Linked DNA regions of Homo sapiens: all the other regions are linked to region 1. A link is a contact called in ENCODE Hi-C or POLR2A ChIA-PET data. All regions are on one chromosome and are shown on one strand. The core of a region is the stretch at or near the end of the contact, and the rest is flanking DNA. Distances in the headings are between cores, read along the strand shown.

Region 1 (4,291 bases), core at 1,002-3,501:
GCCCAGAGCTCTCTATGAAAGCAAATCTGATCACCCTACTCAAAACCTCCGTGAGAGCTCCCTACCACCTTCAAGACGAAGTCCAAAATTCCTTAGGTGGCTCTCAAGGCCCTCCCTGATCCAGGCCCCTCCTGAGACTTCAGCCTCATTTCTTGCCCCCATGTCGACCCCATTGTGTACCACTGTGTACCTTTAAACCCCAGCTGGATGCTTAGGTGCTGAACGCAGGAGCCCTTCCTGACTTCCTCTACGGAACTTCGAACATGTGATACCCCTCTGTCCAGAAGGCTCTTTCCCTCCCTACTCCAGTAACCTGCACATTTTCACTGAATCTTCAGATTTCACTTGGACACAACAGCCTTCACTAAGTGAGGTACCTGCCCTATGTTCCACTGGGCCCTGGGTTTCCCTTTTTTTTTTTTTTTTTTGAGACGGAGTCTCACTCTGTTGCCCAGGCTGGAGTGTATTGGCACGATCTCGGCCCACTGCAAGCTCCACCTCCCAGGTTCACACCATTCTCCTGCCTCAGCCTCCCAAGTAGCTGGGACTACAGGTGCCCGCCACCATGCCCGGCTAATTTTTTGTATTTTTAGTAGAGACGGGGTTTCACCGCATTAGCCAGGAGGGTTTCCCTCTTTTAAGGTACTTAACTCCCTAGATCCTAGATCCATCCACTTTTCTCCGTCTCTATTGCCACCTTGTAGGTCCAGGCCACCACCATCTCTTTACTGGAATTCTGTAAACTCCTGACTGCTCTGCTTCCACTCTTGGCCCCCTAGGAATCCACCAGAGTGATATTTTTAAAATATAAATCATTCTTTCAAATGTTTCACATTTCACTTAGCAAAAACACTTCAGCCTCCTGGACGTGTTCACAGTCCTCCATGACCTAGCTAGTGCCTTTGCTCCTTCTGTCTCATCTCAGACCACTGGGCCCAGAAGCTGCGGACGCCTTCTCCTATTCCCTGAACACACCACTTAGTCTGGCTTAGAGCCTCTGCGTTTGCTGTTGCTTCTACTGGATCCGCTCAAATGTCACACCCTGAGAGTGTCACACACTCTCTTAACGTCCGAAGAGCAGTTGTCACTCTCTGAAACCATCTATTTGTTTATTTACAGAATAATTACCTTTATCTCACCCTGCCCTCACTTGCTCCCTCCACTTCTAGCAAGTAAGCAGGGAGCCTGGCTATCTTGCTGCCATCACTGTGTTCTCCAGCACCTGGCTTGGTGCCTGGCACAGAGGTGTTGCTCTGTATTTTCGGATGAATGAATGCATAGGAACTAGAGAAGCCTAGATGGATCCGGCTCTGCCTTACTCGCGGAGTTTGGGCAAGCCTGTTTCCTGCTGCGTGAAGTAGGGGGTGGAGGAAGCGGGGTGTTAAGCTACAAGGTGTTGATTAGCTGTAAGATTTCAGCCTTGTTTTCTCCGTAGTCTTCGGGCTGGAGCCAGCCACTTGACGTCCGGCGCCTCAGCTCCCCACCTGTATAATGGGTGTGAACTCATCCCGAGGTCTAGGGGTGGTAGCGCTGCCTTATAAGGCGGCAGAGGCCGAGGGAAGGCGAGGCCGAGTGGGTGGAGAGAAATCACAACATCCGGCTGCGGGGGCTGGGCGGGGCGCCTGCGGCGACCGGGCAAGAGGTCGGGGAACGGCTGCGAGGCCGCAGCCTCCTCCCTGTCTCTCCCTCTTTCGATGTGCGCCCTCCTGATTGGGGCCGACCCAAGGGAATACGGCCACACAAGTGGACCAAACAAACTCGCTGCCAGCCCGCAGGAGGCCCAGGATACGGAGCGCGTCCCCGACAAAACCCTAGAAAAGCCGTCTGCGAGCCAAAGGCCGCCGGGCCACACCTTCAGGCGACGACCCAATCAAAATGCAGTACTTGAGATGACGGACGTCTTCTTCACCCAATCACATATTCGGCCTCCTGGGCGTGCCCCAGAGTACCCACCTCCATTGTCCCGGCTGAGGGCTCGGCCCTAATTGGCAGTTTGGTATCCTACGAAAGCCTAGAAATTCGAACCTAGGGGCTGAACCCCGCCCTCAGACCAACCAGGAAGAGGTGACGTGATTGGTCCCGCCCCCGTACTTCTTTGAGCGAGTCCCCAGCTGGGGGGGCGGGGGAAAAAATGAAGAGGAAGACTAATGGGAAGACGGCGCGGGGAGCTTCTGCCCGGTGATTGGTCAAATGAGGTAAACAGAGGGCGGGGCAGGGCGGGCCAGCGCCGGGGTGGCCCCCGGGAGGGGGCGGAGAGTGCGCGGCTGGCTGCGGCGGCCGGGGAGGCCGGGGAGGCCGCGGCGCGGTCACTGCGAGCCGAGCCGAGCCGCGCCGAGCCGCGCCGATCGCCATCCGGCCTCGGCACTCGCGCGCGATCCCGGCCGGCGGCGCGGCCCGGCGGGCCAGGCGGCGCCACAGCCCATGGAGCTCGAGAACATCGTAGCGAACACGGTGCTACTCAAGGCCCGGGAAGGTGAGGCGGCCGGGTGGGCGGCCGGGCCCGGGTGCGTGGAGCGCGAGTGCGCTGCGTCTGAGCTCCGCAGGGCTACCCAGCCGTCGGATCCCCTAGGCCCGCGGGCCCTGCGCCTTACACCCCGCCCAGACACGAGCCTTTCCGGCCCGTCGTCTTCCTCCTCCGCACCTGCCCCCGGGATTCGGGGCCCAGGAAGGGGCGGGGGTCAGGCCGCCGCCCTCGCGGCGGGTGGGGGTGAAGGAGTGAAAGAAGGTGAGACGAAGAGGGAAGGGTGGGACCGGAGCCCCAGGAGAGCCTGTCTGAGAGGCAAGCCTCCTCCAGGGGAGAGGTGTAAAGATGCCCCACGTGCCAGGGGCCCAGACCCCAGCACCCTAGCCTAATCCCGCGCAAAGTTGGCGATAGGTAAAGCTGGAGAATGAATAAACGGACCCTCTGCGTAGCACAGCCCACCTGACTTGGGGAAACTCCTGGCCACAAATGCTACTTATAGGACTGCCACTTGCTCCGTGCCTCAGGACACTGAGGGCAGAGGTGAATGGATATTTGCCCTCAGGGAGCCCATGGTCTAGTGGGGCTAGCGGACACAGAAAGAAGTGGGAGCAGAGCATGCTGCTCTGTCAGTATTGTAAGCTCAGAGGTCTGGCTGGGGAAACCAGTCTGGTGGACCGAGTGTGTGTGTAGCTCCTCGTGGCTCCCACCCCAGATGTTATCAGGCACTTGCTCTGTGCAGGTCCTGGGAGACACAGAAGGACCAGATCGGGTCCTCACTGCCTTGTGGTCAGTCTGCCCCCACCTGCCACACTCCACCTCAGTAACATGATCACTGACCACCCACTCTGCCCCACCTTTTCCAGGGTGCTGGGGAAGCAGCAGTAAACAAGACCCATCTTTTTGGAACTCCAGGGCAAGGAGGGAGATTGTGACAGTTTTTCCACCCTTTGCTGGGCTTCCAGGCTTAAAAAGTCATCTGCTTCACCTTTCTACCATATTTTACATGTGGGAAGCTGAGGCTCAAACCAGGGATTAGCATCAGTCACACAGCAAGATTGTGATTGACTCGGGCCTAAGACACAGGATGACCGGCACAGTCTATAGGAAGCCCAGAGGAACTTTCAGCTGGGTGCTACACCTGGCACCCCGTGCCCACCAAGTGCTCTGGCGAGGTGCAGCCCAGAAATGGCATGGCAGGCTGGGTCCTCATTGCCTGGGGAGCCTGTCTTATCCCCTGTCCCTTATCGAGCCCATGGGCTAGGCCTTCCTCCCAGCCTCTGGGGGCATCTGCCGATTCTGTTCTGCCTCGTCATCCAACCAGCCAGGGAGGAGGGGTGGGGAGGGCCGAAACAGGCCTTCTTCCCTAGGGCTGTAGCCAGTTAAGGCCTCAGGCCTGCTGATGGCACTGCCTGGCCGGAGAGTGTGGGTACCTTTGGACAAGCTTTGTCAGGCCATGGGCAAGGCACAGGGTGGTATGGCCAGACTGGGGACTGGTACCTCCACTAGAGAACCCTTACGACAACCTGGCTCTGCCCCTCCCACCTGCATGGCTTTTTTTTGAGACAGAGTCTCACTGTGTCACCCAGGCTGGAGTGCAGGGCTCACTGCAACCTCCGCCTCCTGGGTTCAAGTGACTCTCCTCCCTCAGCCTCCCAAGTAGCTGGGACTACAGGTGCATGCCACCACACCCAGCTAATTTTTGTATTTATAGCACAGATGGGTTTCACCATGTTGGCCTGGCTGGTCTTGAACTCCTGACCTCAAGTGATCCGCCTGCCTCTGGCCTCCCTAATTGCTGGGATTATAGGCATGAGCCACCGCGCCTGG
Region 2 (4,291 bases), core at 1,087-3,586, 2.2 Mb after region 1:
TTGGTCTGCCTTCTCTGGTGTAGATGAAACGAATACCTTGAGCCCCATTTTGAATTTTGCAGTCTGGAAAGAAAACAACCGTTAATACAGAATTTAAAACCTAAAACCACCTCTGGGTGACACAGATGAAATGTCTATTCCATGTCCCCACTACAAATTACATAACTTGTGAAGCCTATATATACTGACCACGATATTACCAACTCCTAAAACTCCAATTAAAAAAAAACAAACTCATTCCTAAGGTGATATATTTCCAACCCATCAACAACATACAATATTCAAAGCAGTTTCAGAATGAATTTATCTCTTTAGTCCTTGCTACTCATGTCTACATCACACATCTTTTATCAATTTCTCAGAAGATTATCAAGCCTGGACTGTGTGACTTTACGGCAAACATACTTCGTTGCGAGCTGTTTTGGTCTGGGGCATTTATCCGTTTTACCTTACCAGTAGCCACATTACGGTTTCTCATTCAAATTCAAATTACAAGCCCAATACTCACCTGAAAGGGGATCAGTGTTACCAAGCTAAAATGCTCCAAGTTGCACAGCTGAAGCCAAACCCAGTGTTGCCCCCTGCAAGGCGGCTTCCAGCGTACTTGGTTCTTGTTTTACAGGTCGCTTTCCGTTACCAACGCTAAATTCAGATAGTAAGTCAATACTACAAACGTCTTGCCAAAAGCTGTTAATTTCATCCAAATAGAATTTTAATCAGTCTAATTTCTTTTTCCCAGTCTAATAATAGGAACAAGGACATTCTGATAGAAAATATTCAGGAAACCTATGTACTGCAAAAACACTTCCCTGGGCTTCAGTGTCTTCAACTGTATAGTGAGCCAGATTAAGAACTAGATAAGAAAACACTCTTCAATTATCAAATCTTGATTAGGAAAACTGAAATTAAGACGTGACATTTTAACTTTCCGAAGAATGCTCCTTTTTAAGAAAACACCAAAACTGGAAACAAGAGGTTACACTTCAAGATATTGCAAAACATTACTATTATTTGTCTAATCACTCGGCCATTTTCTCAAGATTGAGGAGGAAATCCCACCTATGCCAATTTATCCTTTCGAAAAAAGACACCCGGGCCAGGCGCGGTGGCTCACGCCTGTAATCCCAGCATTTTGGGAAACCGAGGTGGGCGGATCACTTGAGGTCAGATGTTCGAGACCAGCCTGGCCAAAATAGTGAAACCCCGTCTCTACTAAAAATACAAAAATTAGCCGGGCGTGGCGGTGCGCGCCTCTAGTCCCAGACACTCGGGAGACTGAGGCAGGAGAATCGCTTGAACCCAGGAGGCGGAGGTTGCAGTGAGCCGAGAACGCGCCACTGCACTCCAGCTTGGGTGACAGAGACTCCAACTCAAAAGAAAAAGAAAAAAAGACACCCATAAAAGAAAAGCTGGTGTTCAAAGATAGGTAAAGAAAACAAAGTCTGCCAAACCTGCCGCACTCCCCCAAGGGCCAGGAGGACGGGCGGGGCTTTCGAAATTTCCATTGCGTAACAGCGGGCCGCCGGGCGCGAGCAGCACAGCGGTGAGTGTAGTCGCCCGCGCCTCGCCAGGGGGCGCCCCGGGTCCCACCCGGCCCGGCCCGGCCCGGCCCGCCCCGCCCCGCCCCGCCCCAGCCCGGCCGCCCGCCAGCCCGCCCGCCCCGGCCTCGAACTCGAACTCCCGCGTCCTAGTTCTAACTCACCAGAAAAAAACCTCTGCACTTCATCGGCCGAGCAAGACCAGGGCAAGCCCCGGACCTTCACCACGAATCCCTCTCCACCTTCCGTGCCCAACATCATCGTCTCTTACGCGGTCCGGCGTCGAAACAAACTGCAAAGCGGGGAGGACCAGAACTGAGAGCGCCAATTAAGCTGTCCTTCGCCTCCGAGGCGCGCCCGGGCCCGCACCGCCCCCCCACGGAGCAAAAACCGGGCGGATGCACCCACCCCGGCGACTCCAACACCTCCTCGTCCGGCGACCGGACCCCCAAAGCTGTCCTGAGCAACAGCTGTCGGCGCCCCGAACCGTGGGGGCCCGGGCCGAGAGCCAGCGTAGAGGAAAGGAAATGGCGGCGGCCGCTTCCGCTCCGCCTCCTCCGACTTCTCACACAATAGAGTCGGCGCGGCCTGCAGGCCTCAGCGGCGGTGCCGAGATTCAGCGAACCACTCGCGGCTCTCGACGGCAGCCTGCAGCTCGCCAAGGTCCCCGTGGCCCTCCCAGAGATATGGGGACAAACAATCCTCGCAAAAACGGTACCCACCGTGGTCGCTGAACTGCAAGCGAGGACCCACCGCGACTCACCTAGACACGCGACTTCTGCGTGGCTAAGACGAAATGGCCAGCGGGCGCCTGCGCAACCTAAATAAGGTCCCTTGTGCGAGTTCTGCGCACGCGCAGCCAGCTGCCCGCACCGCCCCGTTGCGTCACAAAGAGCTCTGGCGCATGCGTAATTTCAAGAGCCAGCCCACCTCCCGCCGGCGGATTATTACACGCTTGGGTTTTGGGCTCAGCACCCCCACCCATAAACCCGCCGGGCTTTTTGTTGCGCCTGCGCCTTCCCGCGAATATTGAACTTCGGAGTCCTAGCGGTTTATAATTATTTCATGCGCATGCGTCTTCCTTGAAACCGTTCTCTAGCCTTACCCGCCAGCGTGGGGGAGGGGAATGGCGGCCGCCTGTTCCCTATGGGACTGTATAGGAGTCCCGAGCTCTGGGTTGTGATGAGGTGGGCGTCTTTCTACCCCTTGCCCCCAGGCTCTTACCGGCGCGCTCCTGGCCGACCTGAAAGGAGGGGCGCGGCCTTCAGGCGTTCCCACTCCCCGCGCCGCCTGTCTTCCCTTTATCCCCAAACCGGCCGAAGCTGGTCAGCTGCAGATTGTCGAACGTCCTGGGAGCTGCGGGGCTGCGGACGTCCCGCGCCCGAAGCCACCCGTATGGTGCCTGGGGCACGTCCCAGCCCTGTGTGCCTCCACTTCCCCTTACCTGCCGTCGTCGGGCCTAGGGCCCCGGTCGGCGCGAGGTTTCCGTGCCTGTGGCTCGCGCCTGTACCCAGCTTTTGCCTAACGAATTCGCACCCTGTGTACCCCTTGACCCGCCTAACGGTCGGCAGGCCTTGACTGCCCTGGGGCCCTGGCACGAGGAGGGATCGCGAGCGCGGGCTCCACGGGTGCGCGCCGGCCTCTGCGCTCGGTAGGTTACCGCTGCATCTCCCAGAGCAGAATTGGTAAGAGTGCGTCCATTCACCAGGCGTAGACGCTGCATTCGAGGAGGCCCCCGGGTCACCCCATGTGCACACATGCTGCGAGATGACTAATGTTCGTGGTTTCTAGCAGCACTGCCCAAAACCTAAGATGCCGTAGCCTCCCAGGCCTCCCCATGTCTGATTTGGCTGCCTTCCTCACCCCAGCTTTAGTGGACACAGACAATACACAAATTAACAATAAGGTAGTGCTGGACCCTGCCGCAGAGCTACCTTAGCTAGTGCAAGCCTGAGTGCCACCCTGGGAAGATGCGGACAAAGCATGTTTCCAACCCCAGTGCCACAGAGTCCGAATCCAGTTTTGACAGGTTTGAGAAAAAGTAGAGAGGACATCAAAAGAAAGACAGGAGCCCAGAGCTAAGCAGGGCCTGATCTTCAAAGGCCACTTAGGCCTTGGCAAGGGTGTTATCTCCGAGAGAAGGCTTTGGCAGGTGATCAGCAGGGGAGCCGTAAACCCTGTGTAAAGGAAAACTCTTGCTGGATGTGAGGGGGATGCAGATGGAGCAGGCAGGGTGAATGACGGTACATACCAGGCCCTCTACTACAAACTGAACTAGAAGCACACACCTGTGGTACCATTTCAGAAGGCACTTTGGCTGAGGTAATCAAGAAGAGAGTCCGGCCAGGTGCGGTGGCTCACTCGTGTAATACCAGCATTTTGGGAGGCCGAGGCAGGCAGATCACTTGAGATCAGGAGTTTCAGACCAGCTTGGCCAACATGGTGAAACCCCATCTCTACTAAAGATACAAAAATTATCTATGCATGCACACGCCTGTAATCCCAGCTACTCTGGAGGCTGAGGCAGGAGAATCACCTGAACCCAGGAGGCAGAGGAAGCAGTGAGCTGAGATCACACCACTGCCCTCCAGCCTGGGCTACAAAGACTCCCTCTCAAAAAAAAAAAAAAAAAAAAATTAGCCAGGCATGGTGATGCATGCCTGTAATCCCAACCACTTGGCAAGACTGAGGCAGGAGAATCACTTAAACCCAGGAGGCAGCAGTTGCAGTCAGCTGAGATCACGCCATTGCAC
Region 3 (4,291 bases), core at 1,243-3,742, 2.1 Mb after region 1:
GTTTTCCCAGACAGAAATAGGTCTGAACTTCCCAACTCCCTAGAAATTAAACGTGGCCATGTGATTTGCTTTCACCAATGAAATGTGCATAAGTGACCTTTGTCATGCAGGACTGGAGCATGTAATATTTATGCAAAACTCCCAACAGGCTGGGTCCTGAGAGACTACAATGAGTTGGGCAGAGTACTCACCCCATCTACATTGACATGTAGCATGATGAGAAACCAGCTTTTAGGTTAAGCCATTGAGATTTGGGGGTTGTTACTGAAGAATAACCTTGCCTGATAAATGTTGAAACTGTTCCCCCAAAAAAGAGTTAATGTTTTTATACAAAATGGAATTCGGTTCCACGCCCTGATCATTATAAACAAACTTTTCACCTACATAAATGTCCAGTAGCATTGGAAAGTCATGAAGGATTCGGGACAATGCTGTTATTCTAGACTATCTTCATCCCTGTCTATGCATCCAGTAAAGACTAGTAGGGCCGGGCTCAGTGGCTCACGCCTGTAATCTCAACACTTTGAGAGGCCGAGGCGGGGGAATCACGAGGTCGAGAGATCGAGACTATCCTGGCGAACATGGTGAAACCCCGTCTCTACTAAAAGTACAAAAATTAGCCAAGTGTGGCGCCACGCCCCTGCAGTCCCAGCTACTTGGGAGGCTGAGGCAGGAAAATCGCTTGAACCCGGTAGGCAGAGGTTACAGTGAGCCGAGATTGCGCCACTGCACTCCAGCTTGGTGACAGAGCAGGACTTGGCCTCAAAAACAAACAAACAAACAAGACCAGGCCGGGCGTGGTGGCTCACGCCTCTAATCCCAGCACTTTGGGAGGCCGAGGCTGGCGGATCACGAGGTCAGGAGATCAAGACCATCCTGGCTAACACGGTGAAACCCCGTTTCTACTAAAAATACAAAAAAAAAAAAAAATTAGCCGGGCGTGGTGGCGGGCACCTGTAGTCCCAGCTACTCGGGAGGCTGAGGCAGGAGAATGGCGTGAACCCGGGAGGTGGAGCTTGCAGTGAACCGAGATCGCGCCACTGCACTCCAGCCTGGGCGACTGAGCGAGACTCCGTACGAAAACAAACAAACAAAAAAGACTGGTAGTATGCCCTCAGTCATTACACAACTCAAACACCAACTCCACAAATTCCCAAAACACTCCTAGATGAAGTGGTATCCCTTCACTGAGAACTGGCCTTTCAGGGACCAGACATATCATGCAACCTAGTGAAGTGGGCTGGACCAAGACAGGTCCAGGGAGCAGCTGGGCGTCTAAAGGGGCAGCACAGTTTATTCCCAACAGTTTGTTGCCATCTGGGAATATGCCATGAGTTACCAAATATTCCAGTGATTCCAGAGAAAGCTAAAATCCAGATTCTTATGTGAAATCTTTTGATTTCTAAATATTGGCAACAAGTTTTAAGATTTGTAAACATTCTGGGAATCAAAACAGCTCTGCTGGTTTGGTGTGGCTCATGTTGCCTCACTTTGCAAAGTGTTAAGTGCTAGTAAATTTTAGTGTTTTTTCTGAGACAGGGTCTCACTTTGTCGCCCAGCCTGGAGTGCAGTGGCCATGATCTCCGCTCACTGTGGGATCGACCTCCCGGGCTCAAGCGATCCTCCCACTCTCAGCCCCCCAAGGAGCTAGGAGTAGAGCTGTCCCGCCACGACATCTGGCTGGTTTTTTGTTGTTGTTGTTGTTGTTGTTTTGGTATTTTAGTAGAGACGGGGTTTCGTCCTACTAAAGGCCCGCCTGGGCCTTCCGAAGTGCTGGGATTACAGGCGTGAGCCACCGCGCCCGGCCAAAATTTTCCTTTGTACTTACTCAAATTCCTTTCTTTTCCAAGTGAAGAAACAGACTGAGTGTATAGTGACTTACCCAGGCCACACAGTTGGATACCAGAGATAGTAGTCACAATCGCTAACATCTGCCATGTGGTCCTTACTGCAAATCTTATTTAATAATGAGGTCGGTTTTTGTTATCCCACTTAACTAATCAATAGGAGAAGCCACCTCTGATTTCCAGTCCACTATCGTGCACTCTTTCTTGCCAAGCCGTCATAGTCATTAGATTAAAAAAAAAAAAAAATTCCTGCTTTCCTGCCTCGCCTGTGCGTTTCCTTAGTCGCCCTTTCGGGGCTTGTTCTAATGAGTGCTACAGAAAAATGACGAAGTGGAAAATATAGACCATGAAATGAAAATTTAAAAGAGGAAATGGTGTCACAAAGACAACGACGGCCAGGGAACCCCGTGAAGCGCCGGGCAGGGTGCACAACTGTCCTCGGAGAAAGTTCAAGAGGAACTTCCCCGCGAACAGGTCCTGCCGGCGGCCGGGAATACGCACACTTTTTATGTTATGACTTGGACTTTCCCGAACCTTTCGAAACAGAGGGAAGGCGAGGCGGTGAAGAGGGAGAAAAATCTCCCCCACCTAAGGCAAAGGCGATGCCCGCCCGCCCCCACCCCGCGCCCGCCCGCCCGCTGGGTCACATGACACGGCCAAGATGGCCGACCGGGAAGGCGGCTGCGCTGCTGGGCGGGGGCGGGAGCTGGAGCCGGAGCTGGAGCCGGGGCCGGGGCCCGGGTCAGCGCTTGAGCCGGGAGAAGAGTTTGAGATCGTGGACCGAAGCCAGCTGCCCGGCCCAGGCGACCTGCGGAGCGCAACGAGGCCGCGGGCGGCCGAGGGCTGGTCGGCGCCCATCCTGACCCTGGCACGCAGGGCCACCGGGAACCTGTCGGCGAGCTGCGGGAGCGCGCTGCGCGCGGCCGCGGGGCTGGGCGGCGGGGACAGCGGGGACGGCACGGCGCGCGCAGGTAGGCTCGGGCCGGGTCTGTCCCGCGGCGGACTCGCGTGTCCCCGCTGGCCGCCGGCGCGGGCGCGGTGGGGGCCGGGCTGGGAGGGCACTGGCCGTTCCGGGAGGTTACGCGAGCTGTTGGCGGGCGGGCGGCGCCTGGCTGCGCCTGGGTCTTTACTCCGGCGGCCCAGCCGAGACCGCCCCCCGCAGCCCCGCGTGCCTGAGCGCGCTCCCGCACCCGCGCCTCTATGCTCTCCCACTAACTAGGTGAAGGACGTGTGCGCGTCCGGGCTTCGGAACTCTGTAGTAACTCCACACACGAAACGGAGCCAGCACTGTTCTGCTTTTCAGCCGTTCAGTGCGGGAGTGGAGCGCCGGCGGGTGTTGGGAGGGCGTGGGCCCTGCGCGCAGCGGACCAGCGGCGCCTCCGCTCACCTCTGCCTGTGAGATGGGGATTTTAAAGTCACCCGATGATCTCTTAAAGACCTTTTCAGCCCTTGTAATGAACAGAGTGCCAGCATATCAGTGATAGTAAGAGTTAAGTAACTTAGCCCTCTAACGCCAGACATCCAGAGCTGTGCTATCCAATACAACAGCACGCATATGTTTTTGTGTGTGTGTTTTTGTTTTTATTTATTTTTATTTTTTTGAGACCGGGTCTTGCTCTGTCGCCCAGGCTGGAGTGCAGTGGTGCGATCTCGGCTCACTGCACCCTCTGCCTCCCGGGTTCAAGCGATCCTCCCTCCCGCCTCAGCCTCCCGAGTAGCTGGGATTACAGGTGCCCACCACCACGCTCGGCTAAGTTCCCCGCCCCCACCCCCCTCCCATATTTTTAGTAGAAACGGGGTTTCACCATCTTGGCCAGGCTGGTCTTGAACTCCTGACCTTGTGATACACCTGCCTCGGCCTCGTAAAGTACTGGGACTACAGGCTTGAGCCACCGCGCCCGGCCGGATTCCTCAATTTCTAACTGAATCAATTGAAATTCAGTACTTTTAAATTGAATTAAAAATTGAGTTCCTCGGCCGGGAGCGGTGGCTCACGCCTGTAATCCCAGCACTTTGGGAGGCCGAAGCGGGTGGATCACGAGGTCAAGAGATCGAGACCATCCTGGCCAACATGGTGAAACCCCGTCTCTACTAAAAATACAAAAAATTAGCTGGGTGTGTTGGCATGCACCTGTAGTCCCAGCTACTCAGGAGGCTGAGGCAGGAGAATCGCTTGAACCTGGGAGGCAGAGGTTGCAGTGAGCCGAGATCGCGCCACTGCACTCCAGCCTGGGTGACAGAGCGAGACTCTGTCTCAAAAAAAAAAAAAAAAAAAAAAACTTGTTCCTCGATTACAGCGGCCACATTTTAAATGCTCAGTAGCCTGTGTGTGGCCAGTGGCTACTGTATGAGATAGCACATAATAGAACATTGCCAACTTCATAGAAAATGCTGGGACAGAGCTGAGGAAAGGTTGTGGTGCCTTCCAAGGAGCATCATAGCAC

Evidence for each region. A loop is a pair of places that touch in the nucleus more often than their neighbours do. ChIA-PET counts read pairs that join two places held with the same protein, here RNA polymerase II (POLR2A). Pooled maps may share reads with other maps.
Region 2: a pooled map shows a loop between it and region 1 (13-fold over the local background). The contact joins the promoter of HNRNPH1 here to the promoter of GRK6 in region 1. A Hi-C loop is called at or near these places in 1 of 37 single-sample maps with no recorded cell type and 9 of 50 pooled maps. POLR2A ChIA-PET finds 5 or more read pairs at or near these places in 1 of 52 experiments (T-cell).
Region 3: a loop to region 1 is called in a pooled map, with 6 times the contacts of the local background. The contact joins the promoter of RUFY1 here to the promoter of GRK6 in region 1. A Hi-C loop is called at or near these places in 8 of 50 pooled maps. POLR2A ChIA-PET finds 5 or more read pairs at or near these places in 3 of 52 experiments (A673, HCT116 and T-cell).

What each region holds. Positions count from the first base shown.
Region 1 is chr5:177,424,425-177,428,715 of GRCh38, forward strand. It overlaps GRK6 (G protein-coupled receptor kinase 6), which reads left to right and starts at 2,252. Exons shown (of 16, transcript NM_001004106.3): 1 at 2,252-2,473. The coding sequence starts at 2,422. RefSeq lists enhancers at 1,336-1,505, 1,926-2,465 and a silencer at 2,176-2,825.
Region 2 is chr5:179,621,335-179,625,625 of GRCh38, forward strand. It overlaps HNRNPH1 (heterogeneous nuclear ribonucleoprotein H1), which reads right to left and starts at 2,337. Exons shown (of 14, transcript NM_001257293.2): 1 at 2,261-2,337; 2 at 1,703-1,830; 3 at 1-63. The coding sequence starts at 1,799. The region is part of intron 4 of LOC128966623 (a long non-coding RNA gene); the gene reads left to right. RefSeq lists enhancers at 2,109-2,278, 2,334-2,628, 2,378-3,163, 3,164-3,948.
Region 3 is chr5:179,548,062-179,552,352 of GRCh38, forward strand. RUFY1 (RUN and FYVE domain containing 1) reads left to right here and starts at 2,493. Exons shown (of 18, transcript NM_025158.5): 1 at 2,493-2,818. The coding sequence starts at 2,509. All of the region lies in intron 4 of LOC128966623 (a long non-coding RNA gene), which reads left to right. It overlaps LOC105377762 (a long non-coding RNA gene), which reads right to left and starts at 2,443. Exons shown (of 4, transcript XR_941315.4): 1 at 1,883-2,443. RefSeq lists a silencer at 2,418-3,127.